Regions from separate parts of the Homo sapiens genome. Here region 2 is linked to region 1. Evidence: chromatin contacts called from ENCODE Hi-C data. All regions are on one chromosome and are shown on one strand. Each heading gives the region's core, a stretch centred on a gene start or an enhancer-like site at or near the end of the contact. The rest is flanking DNA. Distances are from core to core; before and after follow the strand shown. Region 1 holds the start of ANTXRL (ANTXR like). Region 2 holds the start of ZNF22-AS1 (ZNF22 antisense RNA 1).

The links. A loop is a pair of places that touch in the nucleus more often than their neighbours do. Pooled maps may share reads with other maps.
Region 2: a loop to region 1 is called in a map of CD8-positive, alpha-beta T cell, with 4 times the contacts of the local background. The contact joins the promoter of ZNF22-AS1 here to the promoter of ANTXRL in region 1. A Hi-C loop is called at or near these places in 1 of 168 maps with a recorded cell type or tissue (CD8-positive, alpha-beta T cell), 1 of 37 single-sample maps with no recorded cell type and 10 of 50 pooled maps.

Annotation. Positions count from the first base shown.
Region 1 is chr10:46,284,301-46,292,263 of GRCh38, forward strand. ANTXRL (ANTXR like) reads left to right here and starts at 2,697. Exons shown (of 17, transcript NM_001278688.3): 1 at 2,697-3,210; 2 at 7,758-7,829. The coding sequence starts at 2,963. LOC105378577 (a long non-coding RNA gene) reads left to right here and starts at 550. Exons shown (of 1, transcript NR_160731.1): 1 at 550-1,697. RefSeq lists a silencer at 251-740.
Region 2 is chr10:44,997,662-45,005,624 of GRCh38, forward strand. It overlaps ZNF22-AS1 (ZNF22 antisense RNA 1), which reads right to left and starts at 3,142. Exons shown (of 4, transcript NR_126421.2): 1 at 2,869-3,142; 2 at 2,625-2,755; 3 at 1,656-1,761. It overlaps ZNF22 (zinc finger protein 22), which reads left to right and starts at 3,262. Exons shown (of 2, transcript NM_006963.5): 1 at 3,262-3,317; 2 at 5,619-7,665. The coding sequence starts at 5,708. The coding sequence ends at 6,382. LOC124902530 reads left to right here. Exons shown (of 3, transcript XM_047426129.1): 3 at 3,119-4,722. The coding sequence ends at 3,748. RefSeq lists a silencer at 3,302-3,651 and an enhancer at 3,378-3,878.

The DNA of each region.
Region 1 (7,963 bases), core at 1,447-3,946:
AAGAAAAAGGGAGAGATGAGAGAAACAGGAGAGGACAAGGAGACAAGAAGCAGAGAGGCAAGAGACAGGGACAGCAATGGGACTCGGAAAGGACATGGGAGAGAGCTGGAGGAAGCTGACAGAGGGAAGGGAAGAACCCCCCGCCGTCAAAGGCAGGACTCAAGAACGCTGCCTTTCGTGCAAGTGAGATGGGCTCCGCTGCCCGCGCCCGCTTGTTCTCGGTCTTGGCCGACCTGAGGGTGCGTCTCTCCCGGGCTCTCCAGAGGCGCGCAGGGGGGGAAGTGCAGACGCGGCCGCCACCGCCCAGCCCAGGGCGCGGCTCTGAACTTGGCGCCAGCGCCCAGAGGCCACCAGGCCCCGCCTTCCTGGCTGCACCCGCCTTCGGGGCGGGGCTTGCGGTTGGGCGGCTCCGGCGGGTAGGGCGTCGCGGGCCAGAGAAACGGCAACCTGGGAGAAACCCCCCTATTGATCCGTTGGGCGGCCCGGCCCTCCCCCGGCTCAGCTCCCCGGAGCCACCCCCAGCTGGCTCGGACCGGGACTGGCGCCTGCGACTATGCCTGCGGGAGGGCGAGGGCGTCCTTTGGAGGCGGTTCCCTCTCACGCCGCCGCCCTCTGGCTCCTGGGCCTGCCGGGTCTCGGCGATGGGCGAGGGCTGTGCCCGGTGCCTGCGGCTCCCTCCGCGCCGTGGACCCCCGCGGCCTCCCGGCCTTCCTTACCCCGGCGGCCTGGCGGCCCCGCGAGCTTCACCTCCCCAGCATCCGAATCGCGCAGCTCCTCCCGCGAGCGCCCGCCGCCTTCGCTCCCCAGGCCCCAGCTGAGACCGCCAGGAAGGCGGGCTCCTCGACCCCAGATCATAAGAGGTGTCTGGGAACTAAGGGTGGGAGGGGGCCAGGGTAGAAAATGTCAGTTCAAGTACGTTAAAATTAAGAACTTAGGCTTTGTTTAAAAAACAATAAATGAAGTGAAAAAAACAAGCCACAGAGTAAAAGAAGATACTTGCAGCAAGTGATAAAGGATTAGTATCCAGGATATATAAAGACTGTTATTGAGTCAATGTGAAAGAGAAAAACACCTGAAGCAAAGAATGGATGCCGGCATTAAATAGGCACTTCAAAGAGGAACCATGAACGACCAAAATCAAGTGAGTAGGTGACCAGTTCCCATTAGTAATTAGGAAATAGCAAATTAAGACCACAAAGAGGGCAGTGAGGGTGGCTCACACACCTCTAATCTCAGCGCTTGGGAGTCCAGGGCCAGAGGATCCCTTGAGGCCAGGAGGTGGAGTCTAGCCTGGGAAACATAGCAAGACCCTGTCTCTACAAAAAAATAAATAAATAAAATAAGAAAAAAGTAAACCACAAGGAGATGACTTACCACCAGGCAAAAATATTAAAGTATGCTAATACCAAGTATCAAGAAGAATGAAGCAAGATAGCTCAAATATGCTTTTGAAGGAAATATACTGGGCTTCATTCATTCTGAAATACCCCTTATTTAAGATACTCTATTATATTAAATACAGTTCCAAAACAAAAGAAATCAAAGAACAAAAAACTAACCCAATACTTTTATCACTTGTAATTTGTATATTACACATATTGAAAGATATATTTTAGACTTATTAGAGAACGATTTTTAATTGGATATCACTCTTGTGCATACAAAATAAAATAAAATTGATTAAGGTGTTTCTAACAGTTACAGTCTGACTTTTCTGAGTCCTGTTTGAGTCTCACTCATTGGTGCCTACGTCTTTCCACACACTGTAACCTCTCTGCTATTCAAAGCGTTGGTCATACAGCAGTTTTGACACTGGGATGTGAACCTGTCCACATTCTTTCCCTAGAGAGGGGGCCTGTGTTCCTGCCCATTGACTCTTGGCAGCTGTGACTGCTTGGACCAATAGAGCACAGTGGAAGTGACACTGTGTGACTTCCAAGGTGATGTCATAAAAAGCTCTACAGTTTCTGCCGTGCTCACTGAAAATACTCACTCTTGGACCTCTGGGCCACCTGTAAAAGCCCAAGCACCCTGAAGCTGCCATGCTGGGAGGAAGCCCAGGTCACACGGGGAGGCTACATGCAGGGTCTCCATTCACAGTCCCAGCTGAGCCCAGGTTTTGGGCCCTCCTGCCTAGGAGCCACACTTGTGAGTGGAGCAGCCTCCAGATAATTCCAGTGCCCAATCCTTCAAGTTATGGGGCCCCAGACATGAGGAGCCCTCCTAACTCCGCCCTGAGTGCCTGATCCTCAGAACCTGTGAGCATAATAAAATGGGCCTGTTCTGTGTCCCTAAATGTAGGTGGTCTGTTACACAGCAGTAGAGAACCGGAATGTCCCTCATTCACAAAGACTCTGGCAACACTGCAGTTTCCATCTCCTTCCCGAACTGCCATCTCCTGGGGGACTTCAGTGTCACACAAATAACCTCCCATTGCCAACACTCTGGCCTCCCAGTCCTTGACCTCCTCACCCACAGCAATGTCCTCACCTAACTCACCTGGGCTAACTCTTCCAATGAACAAACAGCAGGGTCTAGTGGTTTTAAGGGACACTGTGAGGGCTGTTATAAGGGAAATGGAGGCTTCCTCTTGTAGCCCCTCCAAAGGTCCTGTGCCTCCCCCTGATGTTGTCAACATGCAGGACATTGGGAAGAGCTGCAGGTCACAAAGTCACCATGTCAACCTTCCTGTCAACCATAACAGAGAATTCTGTCCCCAGGGTGGGGGAAGGGCCAGGCAGGTAGCTGGAAGCAAGTCTCCCAGAGCCAGCTGCTGACCCTAGTCCCTGCGATCTGGGGAGGTACCTGGTGGAGGGCCATAGTGTGCACTGGTGAAAGGGCAGGAGGAGGGGTGTGGCCCCGGGCATAAGGGGAGGCGGCAAAGAAGGGGCCTGTGCTCAGCCTCTCTGGGCCCTGGCACAGGCACCCAAGAGTGAGGTGGGGTCACAGGGACAGCCAGATAATGGGGAGCCATGAGTCCCTGGGGCCCTACTTCCTGGTCTTCCTGCTGCTGCTGCTGCTTCCTCCACCGCTTTTTAGAGCAGGAAGCCTTCGGTACCATGGACCTGACTGGAGAATATTTCACCGCCTGGCCCTGGGCTCCAGGAGAGCCCACCACCACCATGGCCCAGGATGGAGGCAGCACTGGCGCCAGGGGCAAGCAGGTCACAGATGCCAGGGCTCATTTGACCTCTACTTCATCTTGGACAAGTGAGTGTCCCTTCTAGCTCTGGCCCTGGGTCACCCTCAGGAGCCACTGTCTCTTTTTCACTAGGGACAGGACACCACTCAAGGAGATGCAAGCTTCCGTCACAGAAGCAGGGCCAAACTTTGGTCAGACCAGACCTAGGCCTCCTGTTTTTCTGAGGCAGAAAGAATGCCCTGGCTTTCTTTTCCCTGGTGCTTCATCTCCTGGATGAGGAAAAAAGCCACCAAAGGGGTTCTGGACGATTCCCTACCCCTCCATCAGCTGGGTCAGCATCCTCATCCTCACGCTGCTGCAACAGATGATTGCTCGGACCTGCCTCTCAGCAGTTCTCAGATGCTCACTGCGGATGTTTGGGGTTTCTGTGTTGTTTTGCTTGTTTGTTTTTTCACGCAAATGACTTCTATTTTACTGGGCCCCACAGAGATTGCTTTGTTGCCTGTGTTGGGCATTCTAATGTCACTGCTTAGAGAAGGCCTTTGGTTGGCTGCTTCTAAGTGCCTCTTCTGCAACTTGGAGAGCCACGCGATAGTTCCTACACTTTCAGAACAGTTTGGTCTGTTTCAGGCTGGCCCTGGGGAAGCTGGGCTACGTATTAGGCACCTTCTGGCTCACCAGGAAAGAAAAGAGGCAAATGTTCAGCTTTGGAGAGATTGCCTTGGTTCCCTTTCCTGCTCCTCCTGCTGGGTGGTAATACTCTGTGCTTATTCAGTAGCAGCAGTGGTGCAATCTTCAGGAGAATGTTGCAGCACTTTCTGGCCTCCAAAGCCCTTCCCCTGCACTCCTGGCACCTCACCACAATCCTGGGCTGTGAGTAGTACAGGTATTTTTCTATCTGGTTCCTGGACAAGGGTGGCTCCTGGAGGTTGGGGAAGCATCCAGAGACAGCTAGTGTGACAAGACTCCGGCTTCCTGTGCTGCACACTTTCCAGCATCGCAGGTTGAAATTCCTCTGATTTTTCTCATTCCTCCTGGATACTAATGGTTAGGGGACGTGTACCCCAGCCCACCAATTCCCATGGTTTCTGACTGTTCTGCTACTCTTGGGGAAGGAGCAACTCAGTTCTGGAGACAGGCAGAGTCCACTCACTAGCCACATAGTCTTGGGCAAGTTGCTTCATCATTCTGTGCCTTCGTGTCCCCCATCTGTAAAAAGGGTATCTTCATTTTCACCTTGCCAAGTGTGATGAGGATGAAGGGAGAATTTGCAGGTCAGAGGCGATGACAGAGGATGGGGATGAAGGGACCTGCCAGGCAAGGCAGAGCCACAGGCTAGAAACTCACAGGAACTGCAGAGGCCCTGATGTAATCCCAGACAGACTGGATGAGGGGGAATGCAGAGGGAGTGCCTAGAGTGGATGTAAAGGGAGCAGACAAAAGCAACCTTAATGAGTCTTCCTAACAAGGCTGGGGGTAAAGGGCATTGCCCCATTCTAAGGAGGAGGCAATGAGCCAGGTCATGGCCAGGGAATGACCCACCACAGCCTCCAGATAGACCATGGTGCTGAATTGAAACTCTGGATTTTGTGACTCCAAAGCCCATCCAAAGACCACGCAGCTGGGCGGGACCCTGAGAAACTTGCGGTAATCCTCCAGGCAGAAACAACATCTACTGCCTGCAGGCAGGCTCTTTGGTCATTAGCGTCCAGCTTATTCATGAGACTCATTATTCACTTGTTCATTGATTGGATTGAGCTGGAAGAAAATGAATCAGCCTCCCATGCGCTCCTATTCTTGGCCAGGTGACATTTGAGGGCTCTAAGTGGGAATGACCCCTTGTATTTTTTGAGTAATTTTTTAATTGTGGGAAAACATACATAACAAAAATTTACCATTTTTAAGTGTACAATTCAGCGGCATTAAGTACATTCACAGTGTTGTGCAATCACCACCATCCATCTCCAGAAATGTTTCATCATTGCGTATTGAAACTCTATTCTCAGCCGGGAGCAGTAGCTCCCTCCTGTAATCCCAGCAATTTGGGAGCCAAGGCAAGAGGATCGCTTGAGTCTAGGAGTTCAAGATCAGCCTGGGAAACATGCAAAATCCTGTCCATACAAAACATACAAAAATTAGCCAGGCATGGTGATGTGTGCCTCCACTCCCAGCTACTCAGCCTGAGCTGAGGCAGGAGGATCGCTTGAGCCTGAGAGGTCAAGACTGCTGTGTGTCAAGATTACACCACTGCACTCCATCCTGGGCGACAGAGTGAGACCCTGTCTCAAACCCCATCCCCATCAAAACCCAAAAAACTTCTATTTCCATTAAACAATAACTCCCCATTCCTCCCTTCCCCAAGCCCTAGTGACCTTTAGTGTATTTTCTCTATCTATGAGTTTGCCTATTGTAGGTACTTCATGTAAGGGGAGTCACACAATGTAATCAAGCAAACATATAATATTTGGCCTTTTCTGTCTGACCTTTTTCACTTAGCATAATGTTTTCAAGTTTATCCCATGTTGTCGCATCCATCAGAATTTCATCCCTTTTATGGCTGAATAATATTTCTCTGTATGTATATGTACCACATTTTCTTTATCTTTTTTTTTTTTTTTTTTGAGTTGGAGTATTCTGCTGCCTGGCTGGAGTTCAGCGGCGCGATCTCGGCTCATTGCAACCTCCACCTCCCAGTTTCAAGCGATTCTCCCTGCATCAGCCTCCTGAGTAGCTGGGACTACAGGGGCATGCCACCACGCCAGGCTAATTTTTGTATTTTTTAGTACATACAGGGTTTCACCATATTGGACAGGTTGGTCTTGAACTCCTGACCTCGTGATTCCCCGGCCTTGGCCTTCCAAAGCGCTGGGATTCCAAGCGTGAGCCACCTCGCCCGGCCTGTTTATCTTTTCGTCTGTTGATGGACACTTGGGTTGCTTCTGCCATTTGGCAATTGTGAATAATGCTGCTATGAACGCTGGTGTATACGTATCTCTTGGAGTCCCTACTCTCACTTCTTTTTGGTATATGCCAGGGAGTGCAATTGATGGATCCTATGGTGATCCTATGTTTAGCTTTCTGAGGAAATGCCAAGCTGTTTCCCACAGTGATTGCACCATTTTGCATTCCCACCAACAAAAGCCCAACATTTGCTATTTTCTGGTTTTTGATAATAGTCACCCCAATGGGTGTGAAGTTGTATCTCCTTGAGGCTTTCATTGGCATTTCCCTAGTGACTAGTGATGTGGAGCATCTTTTCATGTGCTTATTGGCCATTTGCATATCTTCTTTGAGGAAATGTCTATTCAAATCCTTTGCCCATTTTTTTTGTTGCATTTTTTTGTTGTTTCTTTTTCGTTGTTGTTGTAGGAGTTCTTTGTATATTCTGGATATTAATCCCTTATCAGGTATATGAGTTGTAAATATTTCCTCCCATTCTGCAGGTTGTCTTTTCACTCCTTTGGTAGTGTCCTTTGATGCACAAAAGTTTTTAATCTGGATACAGTCTCAACTTTTCTATTTTTAATTTTGTTGCCTGTGTTTTTGGTGCCATATCCAAAAAAATCCCCAAATCTAATGTCATAAAAGTTATGTTTTCTACTAAGAGCTTAAAAGTTTTAGCCTTTACATTTAGGTCTTTGACCCATTTTGAGTGAATTTCTGTAATGGTTTACAGAAGGGTCCAACTTCATTCTTTTGCACATAGACATCCAATTTTCCCTGCACCATTTCTTGAAACTACTGTTCTTTCCCACACTGAGTGTTCTTAGCACACTGGTTGGAAATCGTTTGACCACAGACATGACAGGTTATTTCTGAGCTCTCTGTTCTGTTCATTGCTCTACATGTCAGTCCTTACATCAGTGCCATAATAGTTTGATTACTGTAGCTTTGTAATAAATTCTGAAATCAGGAAATGTGTATCCTCAATCTTGTTCTTCTTTTTCAGATTTTTTTTTTTGCTGTATGACTAATGTCCCTTGAAATTCCATATGAAATCTAGTGCAAATTTTTTTATTTCTGCAAAAAATGCTGTAGAGATTTTGATACAGATTACATTGTTATCTTAACAATATTATTATTGTGCCTTCTGATTCATAAGCATGCAATATCTTTCCATTTATTGTGTCTTTAAATTCTTTCAGCAATGTTCTATAGTTTTCAGTACACATTTCTTTAGCTTCCTTGTTTAAATTTATTCTTAAGTATTTTGTTCTGTTTGATGCTATCATAAATGAAACTTTTTTGGTTGATTTTCTATATTTGGATTGTTCACTGGGGGCTTTTCCAACCAGTACATTCTCTCCCATTTCCACTCTACACAGTGCCCCACCTAACCTGATCAGCCACCTGGATGGCAACAAAAGCCCCACATCCCAGGAAGCTCCTCAGTCCCAGGCAGATGGGGCTGGGTGGTCACCTTATGCTGACCACTCAACTGGTGAAACTCATGACCTCGGATGATCCAGTGGCCACTGGGGGTGTACCCCAGCCTCAGCTGTGCTGGGGTCAGGAGAGCTTGTTAAGAGCCTGCTGGGAGGCTGGGGGCGGGGCAGACACTTGCCCATCGGAGAGATGCACTCATCTCCCTGACCCACATCTCCTTTTGTTTTAGGTCTGGCAGCGTGAACAATAACTGGATTGACCTTTATATGTGGGTGGAGGAAACAGTGGCGAGGTTCCAAAGGTACAGATCTCTGCATGGCAGCCTCCCCTGAGCTGCAGAGAGCTTTTCTTCTGGAAGGCAGGCAGAGGGCACATCCCATCAGATGGGGTGGGCGTGGGAGTCCTTCAGTGGGGGACACAGAGCACAAGGTGGCA
Region 2 (7,963 bases), core at 1,892-4,391, 1.3 Mb before region 1:
TCCTTGGGTTAATTTGCAAGAGCGGTTCACAGAACTCAGCGAAACACATTTCCTGGTTTATTACAAATGATATTCCAAAGGATATAGAAAAAGAAATGCATATAGTGAGGTATGAAGGAAAGGGTGCGGAGCTTCCATACTCCTTCCCCTTTGCACCCCCCGACCCCAGGTGGCACCCTCCAGTAACATCCATGTGTTCAGGTATCCAGAAGCTCTCTGAACCCAGTCCTTTGGGAGCTTTTATGGAGACTTTGTAACACAGGCATGATTGATTAATCCATCAGCCATTGGTGATCCACTTCACCTTCAGTTGCCCTCCTCCCCAGATGTTGATGGGGTGGAGCTGAAATTGCCATCCTTCTAATCCTGCTGTGGTCTTTCCAGTGACCAGCCCCATCCTGAAGCTACCCAGGGGCTGCCAGGCATCAGTCAACTCATCAGCATATAAAAAGACATCACTTTGGAGATTCTAAGGATTTTAGAAGTTGTATGTCAGGAAACGGGGAGAAGATCAACTATGTATTTCACAATATCACAGGATAATAACAATTCCTATCTCTTACGGTTGGTGGGAGGTACATTAGTCAACTTTAATGCAATAATACCACCAAGAATCTCAGTGTTACAAGAGCATTTGTTTCTCTAACATTACGTGGGACCGTTGTGGTTACATGTGAGCTTCTGTGGCTCTGCTCCATGTGTCTTATCATCCTGGTTCCTAGACTAAAGGGGCAGCCCCTACTTGGGACATGCTATTCTCAAGGCAGAGGGAAAGAGCAGAGTCCTGGCAGAAACACAATGACTTGAAGTTTCTTCTGGGATGTGATGTACCCCTTGCATCCAGTCACATGCGGTCAGCCAATTCAAATCAGTGGTCAAGTCAACATCAGTGGGACAGGCATGTGGTTCACCAGGAGGCACCGGAGTCACACCACAAAGTGCAGGGACCAAAACCAGAGAAGGTGGAGCAAACCCTCAGGAATAATCATGCCTCAGGAATCTCACGTGAGATCCTCAAATGCTGCAAACAGTGCCTGGCACACAATAAGCACTCAATAAGTGTTAACTATTATTATACTAACAGCTAGGCTGAAGGCATAAAACCCTACCTGCTTTCTCTCCCTGTCTTTTTCCCATTCTCCTTTACCCTCCTCTCCTTCATATATTTTTCTGGCTCTCCCTCCTCTCCATCCTTACTGCCCAGGACTCTGTCCACACTTAGGGACACACACCCCTTTATTTCCTGACTTTCGTCTCTCTCTTTTTAAAAAATCCATCCTCGTTTACCCAATGCTTTAGTTGACATACCTCTGGCCCTTCTATGGCTGGCCCAGTTGTTTTCAGGTATAGGAAAAAGGGATAATCCATCTTTATGTAGACATTAAAGGAGTTAGTTTTAATTAGTAACTACCTTACTAACAAAATGGCTTTTTAAAAATTATCTTTTTATTTTAGTGTACATAGAGCAGACAGTCCCAACGGGTCATGTTTGCTCCTGACGCTTTTCCTAAACCATTTCTAGATCTCTGGCCATTGCCCTTTACCCCAAACTCTCCAACCACCAGCATCAACCAACTTATAACAATTTAATAATAAAAGTAACAACGACTCTCATTTCTTCTGTGTTATACATTGTGCTAAGTGCCTTACATTACCTCATTTAATCACTGCAATAGTCCAGATACTCTCTAGATTGCGAGTGGAGCTTCTTTGTCCAGACCTCATTCAGCTTTGTGCTTTGCCATATGCAGAGACAGCTCCCTACAGAGCAGAAAGCCCCAACTTAAGAGAATGAACCTATGACTTAGTTTAGCCTCCACCAACAAACCACTGTATTACTTCAGGCAGGTCAGCCTCTCTTGCTTCAGTTTACTGATTTGCAAGACAGATATGATAATCTGTGCTTCATGAGACTATGGTGAAGATGAATAACCAGAAGATAAGATGTAAAAGTACTTTGTAAACAATAAGGCATCTTATAAATTCATTCATTCAACAGCTATTTACTGAGTGTCTGTTCCCTGCTGAGCACTGTTTTCAGCACTGCAGACACAATAAAGAACTAAAGAGACAGATCATGAGAGGCATCGGGTGCCACTGCGAGGTCCTTGGCTTTGCTCTAATAAGTTGGGAAGCCTTTGAAGGTTTTGAACAAATGAATGACATGATCTAACTTAGGTTTAAGAGGATTACTCTGGGGCCGTGAATAGACTGTAGGGCAACCCGTCTGGAAGCCAATATAATAATCCAGAAGGTGGATGAAGGTGGCTTGGTGGTTATAGCAGTGGAAGTGTTGAAAGTGGCTTGATAATGAATATATTTTAACGATGAAGCCGACAGAATTTGTGGATAAATCACAGGTGAATTTTGGATGAAAAAAAGAAGAGACAACAGTGACATCAAGGTTTTTGGCTTGAGCAACTGGAAAGATGATGGGATCTTCACCCATCCCTGGGAAGAAGACTGTTGCAAGAACAGGTTAGGTAGATATCAGGAATTCATTTGGGGGGTATGTTAGGTTTGGGATGTCCATTACACATGCAAATGCAGCTCTTGAGTAATCAGTTCGATATACAAGTCTAAAGTTCAATAACATTTATGTCCCACAGTCAGACTGGAGTTACCAATGCGGGAGTCTTCAGCATGCAGCAATAGCATTGGAAGCCAAAAGGCGGAGGAGCTCCCCAGGGAGTGGGGGAACACGGAGGTCAGCTGGTCAGATGACTGAGCACGGCCAGGATGGCTGAGGAGGAGCCTGGAAGGAATAAGAACAAAGAGAGATCATTACTAATGAGCAACAAAAGGGGTGTGTTGAAATCAGACTTTGGAGCCACAAAGAACCATTCCAATTCTGGGTCGTCCGCTTACACACGGTGAACGGAGCACATTTCTTCTCTGAGCCTTGGTTCCTTTCCTGTAAATGGAGTATAACCACTCCCATCTTGCAGGAGCTTTTTGGTGATAATTAAGGTGACTTCGTGAAAAGTACCAGGGTCTCAAAAATCTCAAAATTTGTGGAAAGTATGCAGTTTCTAGGTTGGAGAGGCTAGAGTTTGGTTTCAAAAGCCTCGACCACACACAGGGGCGGTTACAGCTCTTGAGGTCCCGGGGGTCACAGGACGCCTTCCGAGTTGGGGGGAGGAGAAAACAAAACCACAGGAAGAAACGAACAACGCTTTCGGGTGGGCCCGGGACCATAGAGGGTCGCTCCGCCACTTTCCTAGAGCGACCGCGGCGGCGCCAGAGCGCGGCGAGGCCCTCACTTCCGGCGGCGCGGGAGGCGCCCAGCGAGCCAGAGTGGTGGCTGGTCCCGCGCGGTGAGTGGGATTGGGGCACTTGGGGCGCTCGGGGCCTGCGTCGGATACTCGGGTCCGCTCGGGAGCGCGCTGGCCGCAACGAGGGCGGCGCGGGCCCGGGCGATGGCGTGGCTTGCGTCTCCCGCCTCCGGGCAGGGCCTGGCCGCCGGGCGGGGGCGGGAGGGCCACGCGGGCCCAGGGTGGGGCCGCGGCCTGCGCGGCGGGCGGGCCGGGTCAATGAGGAGCGGCCGGCGGAGTGCTGGGAACGGGAGGCTTGGACTGGGGGCCCGGGCGAGGCGCGGCCCGCGGCGGGTGGAACTGGGCGGGTGAGCAGCAGCCCCGGCCCCTTCCGTCGCTCGGAGCGTTCGAGGACTAGATACGTGGAACAAATGCTTAGGCAGCACAGGGCTGCTCTGAGCGGTTTTCAGATTCAGACTCATTGCAACTTCTAACATCTTGATGGTGTTGCCACTTTATCATTACCCTCCCCATTTTACGAGGAAACTGAGGCACATTCCAGTTAGCTGGGTGTGCAAGAACAGCAGCTTCTGTCACTCAGGTTTAACTTCGTGCTTGCCCCTGCTGGGGAGCTATGCAAAGCACGGGTCGCCGCGCTGGACTGAGCAATGGAAGATGTGGCTGCCACTAAGAGTACAGGCTCTGGAGTCAAACTGCTAGGGTCTGGGAACCCGGCCAGTGCCTTCTAGCATTGTGCCCTCGTTTCCTTAACTTAAAACGGAAATAACTGCATAAAGGTGCCAGGAGAATTAAAGAGCTAGCACAGAATCAAGTTACACAGTGTCTGGCACATACTAGTATGATTGCCTCATCCGTAGGTGGATTTGACAGTCTGAGTTTCTGACTAGATCTGACTTCCATTGTATTAAATGCGTGTGCTTTTATGTATAATGACCATTATAGTTATTAAAAAAAAAAAAAAGCAACACCAACACCATGTACCTAACACAATGTCTCCTGTGTGGTAGATGTTCTGTAAATATTTGCTTAAGTTAAGGAGTGGGTAGTCCTAACTGTAATCTTGTGTTATATGCGGCTTACTCTTACGCTGACCATAATTACAGCTGATGTAATTATTAAATATCCAGATAAAGTCCTGGACCTAAAGTCTCAATTATACAATAAGATGAAAGGAAGGCAAGAAAAATTATGTTTTTGTTTTCATTTATTTGCTTTATATGTTTGTATGCAAAGAAACCCAGAATAATTGTTTCTATTTTAAATTCCACATTCTGACACAAGATAATGAAAAATAGTTCCAATAATTTTATTGCTTTTGAAGTTCTAGATTTTCCGACATTGCCACCTATGTGGGGTTTGTAGGGGTTTTTGTTGGTTTGTTTTGGCCGTTATTTTAAATAGCCACAAGTCAGCCTTATAAATAAATAAAATCATTTGAAATTTTGAATTTTGCAGCATTTGGGTATTCTAAAAATTCCATCCTAGTTTTACATGTAAACTCATTTTCTCCCCCCTCTCCTTTTCTTGTGTCCTACCTACCATGCGTTTTCTACTCAGTTTCATTCCACTTTCTGGTAAAAGTTCTTTTGCAGTTTTTCTGTCTCCGAAAACAGTACTTTCGTTTTGGGTTTTCAACAAATTGCTTTCTTGGATCATTAGGATCTATAAAAACCAATAATAAAGCGTGTCTTCATAGACTAAGTAAACCTACCACTCCCTGTAGAGAAGTTTCAATTTTCAAAACACTTTATGCTACAGAATTAGAGCTAAACTGTCATCTAGAGCTATGGAAATCGAATGCTAAATACAGATAAACAGGAATATATCATAAAGTAGTGTAATTTGTCATTTCTTATTCATTTGGATACCTTAGGCAGTTACTAGTTAGTAGAAGTTTAACATGGAACTAAATATTAAAGCATAGTAATGTTCTGTTACACAAATTTTGATTGTCTTTTGGAGTTACTCCATTCCCATTAAGATTTACCTTATCTCCACTTTTTAGTTCTTCAAAATTATGTACTCATTTGGTAATGCTTGGAAGATTTATATTTCACCTGATCACTTTTAATTTGTCTTGTCCCAATAGACAGAAACTCCAGTGGTAAACTCAGTCAAAATTTGGTGATATTTGTTAAGCTTAAACTCTGGAATTGTTAGAATTACTTTGCAAGTATTTCCCCCAAATTTCCCCCCATATTATCTTTGTTTGCATTTATACTTTTTAAATTTAAACATGAATGCAATTTTGGTGGGTTGAAGAGATATTAAAATTGAATAGTTAACAGATATCTGTAATTTTTTTTCTGATCATCTCTAAATTTTTTTTCCTTCTACACACAGAAAATTCTGAGCTGTACACCTCTAGGAAATGAAACACTAGTTCAGAAGAAGCCTGTAAACTCTCTTACAAATACATTTGGTTATTCACCATGAGGTTAGCAAAGCCTAAAGCGGGTATTTCTCGGAGCTCAAGCCAAGGAAAGGCCTATGAGAACAAGCGCAAAACAGGCCGGCAGCGGCAGAAGTGGGGCATGACTATTCGATTTGACTCAAGCTTCAGTAGACTCAGAAGAAGCTTGGATGACAAACCCTATAAATGTACTGAATGTGAAAAGAGTTTCAGTCAGAGTTCAACTCTTTTTCAACACCAGAAGATCCATACTGGAAAGAAATCCCATAAATGTGCTGATTGTGGGAAAAGTTTCTTTCAGAGTTCTAATCTCATTCAGCATCGACGGATCCATACGGGGGAAAAGCCCTACAAATGTGATGAGTGTGGAGAAAGCTTCAAACAGAGCTCAAATCTCATTCAGCACCAGAGAATTCATACTGGAGAAAAACCCTATCAGTGTGATGAGTGTGGCCGGTGTTTCAGCCAGAGCTCCCACCTTATTCAACATCAGAGAACCCACACTGGGGAGAAACCCTACCAGTGCAGTGAATGTGGCAAATGTTTCAGTCAGAGCTCTCATCTGAGGCAGCACATGAAGGTGCATAAAGAAGAGAAGCCTCGTAAAACCCGGGGCAAAAATATCAGGGTGAAGACTCACTTACCCTCTTGGAAAGCTGGTACAGGAAGGAAGTCTGTGGCTGGTCTCCGTTAAGTATAGGGCTTTTTGACAGCTTTTTGAGACCTCTTAAGAAAAAATAAAAAGTAAAAAATGAAAGGAATCTTTTTTAGAAATAGAGATGCTTTATAGTAGATCACTTAAATACTGGATCTTTTGCTAGTGTGAAAACATTGGGAATTTAATGACATTATTGAGCTGAAAGAAATTACATGAGTCCAGCTACCCTCATTTCTTTTTTATGTGACATGGAGCACAAAGAACTGAAAATATGTTTTGAGGGAGCATGACATCCTTGACCTCATTTGAAATTACTTCCATTTTCAAAAACCATCATGTTTTGTAGATACATTTTGAGAAAAACCATCATGTTTTGAGGATACATTTGTGAAAGTGCAGGCATGCCAATGACTACTCAGTTTTAGGACTTTCTGTGGAAGAAAAAAGGGAGAAGAAATCAATTCCACTACTTTTGAAGTTCTGCAACAGATGAGATTTTGTTTGTAAAGTTTTGTAGTATATTAACCATTGGTTTATCACTCTAGATTCAACATATTAAAATGTATTCAAGCTCACAGATTTTTAATCAGTAAGGCCTATCTATATTAGTTGTCTTTTATTTCTTCTCCTTGTGGACAGTTGTTAATGAAAGGAGTAAGGATTTCCCTTTTTTTGTTTTGTTTGTTTTGTTTTTTTTAACCAAATTCTTAGAGATACTATAGAATCCAAATGAGAACTGAATTGGACCTCAAGTCTTCTATTCCTACTAATAGAGTTCTTTGTGATGGTAACTGCTGTGTCGTTTGTTTTCCACAAGTTGGGATGGATTCATGTCGATACATCCCCATGCCCTTGACCTCTTCTGGCATTCTCCTGTGCTCTGACAAACTGAGCCAGCCTTTTAGATCTACATGAATAAACAAACTATTTTACCAAGAAAAATCTCAGCTTGCTTACTGCTTAATTAAAAACCTACAATTTACACACCTCCCTGCCTTCAAGACTGTGAGCTTTGGATAGCCCTGCTTAAATGTTTGTCAACAACAAGAGTCGTAATGTGTCAGTACATTGTAGCTCCTTTGAAATTTAACTCTTTCTGTGTTACATGAATTGTTTTAAGGAGTCCGGCAAACATGTTTCTTCACTTCCATGAGAATGGTGCCAAGTGTCAGACTCTAATGAGCCCTCAGCTCAGGTTTTAATTTCTATTGAATGCTAACATTCTTCTGATTTTTTGGTATCTTTTATAATCATATCGGTTTCTGCTGTATTAATGACAATTATTCATGAAAATAAAAAATGAAATATTTTGTATACTACTACCTTCTGTTTATTTTTCTTCTGGGGAATTGTTTTAATTATTTAGACAATAGATCTAAAGTCACAGCTTTTGGATGGATCACTTGTTTTGCCTGTTTCTGATTTCCTCAAACTTGAACTTTGCCTTCCTCCTGGCCTTGCATTTGAGTGCAGGGCCATAGAAGTTGGCCTTGTTATGGCCTTGTTGACAAGTGCCATTCAACAAGATATTCACAAGGTGTTTTGTAAACATGAGGTGATCACAGTTTTTTATGAAAGCAGTGATCTTTGGCCGCCCTATTATATCCAAGTCACTCC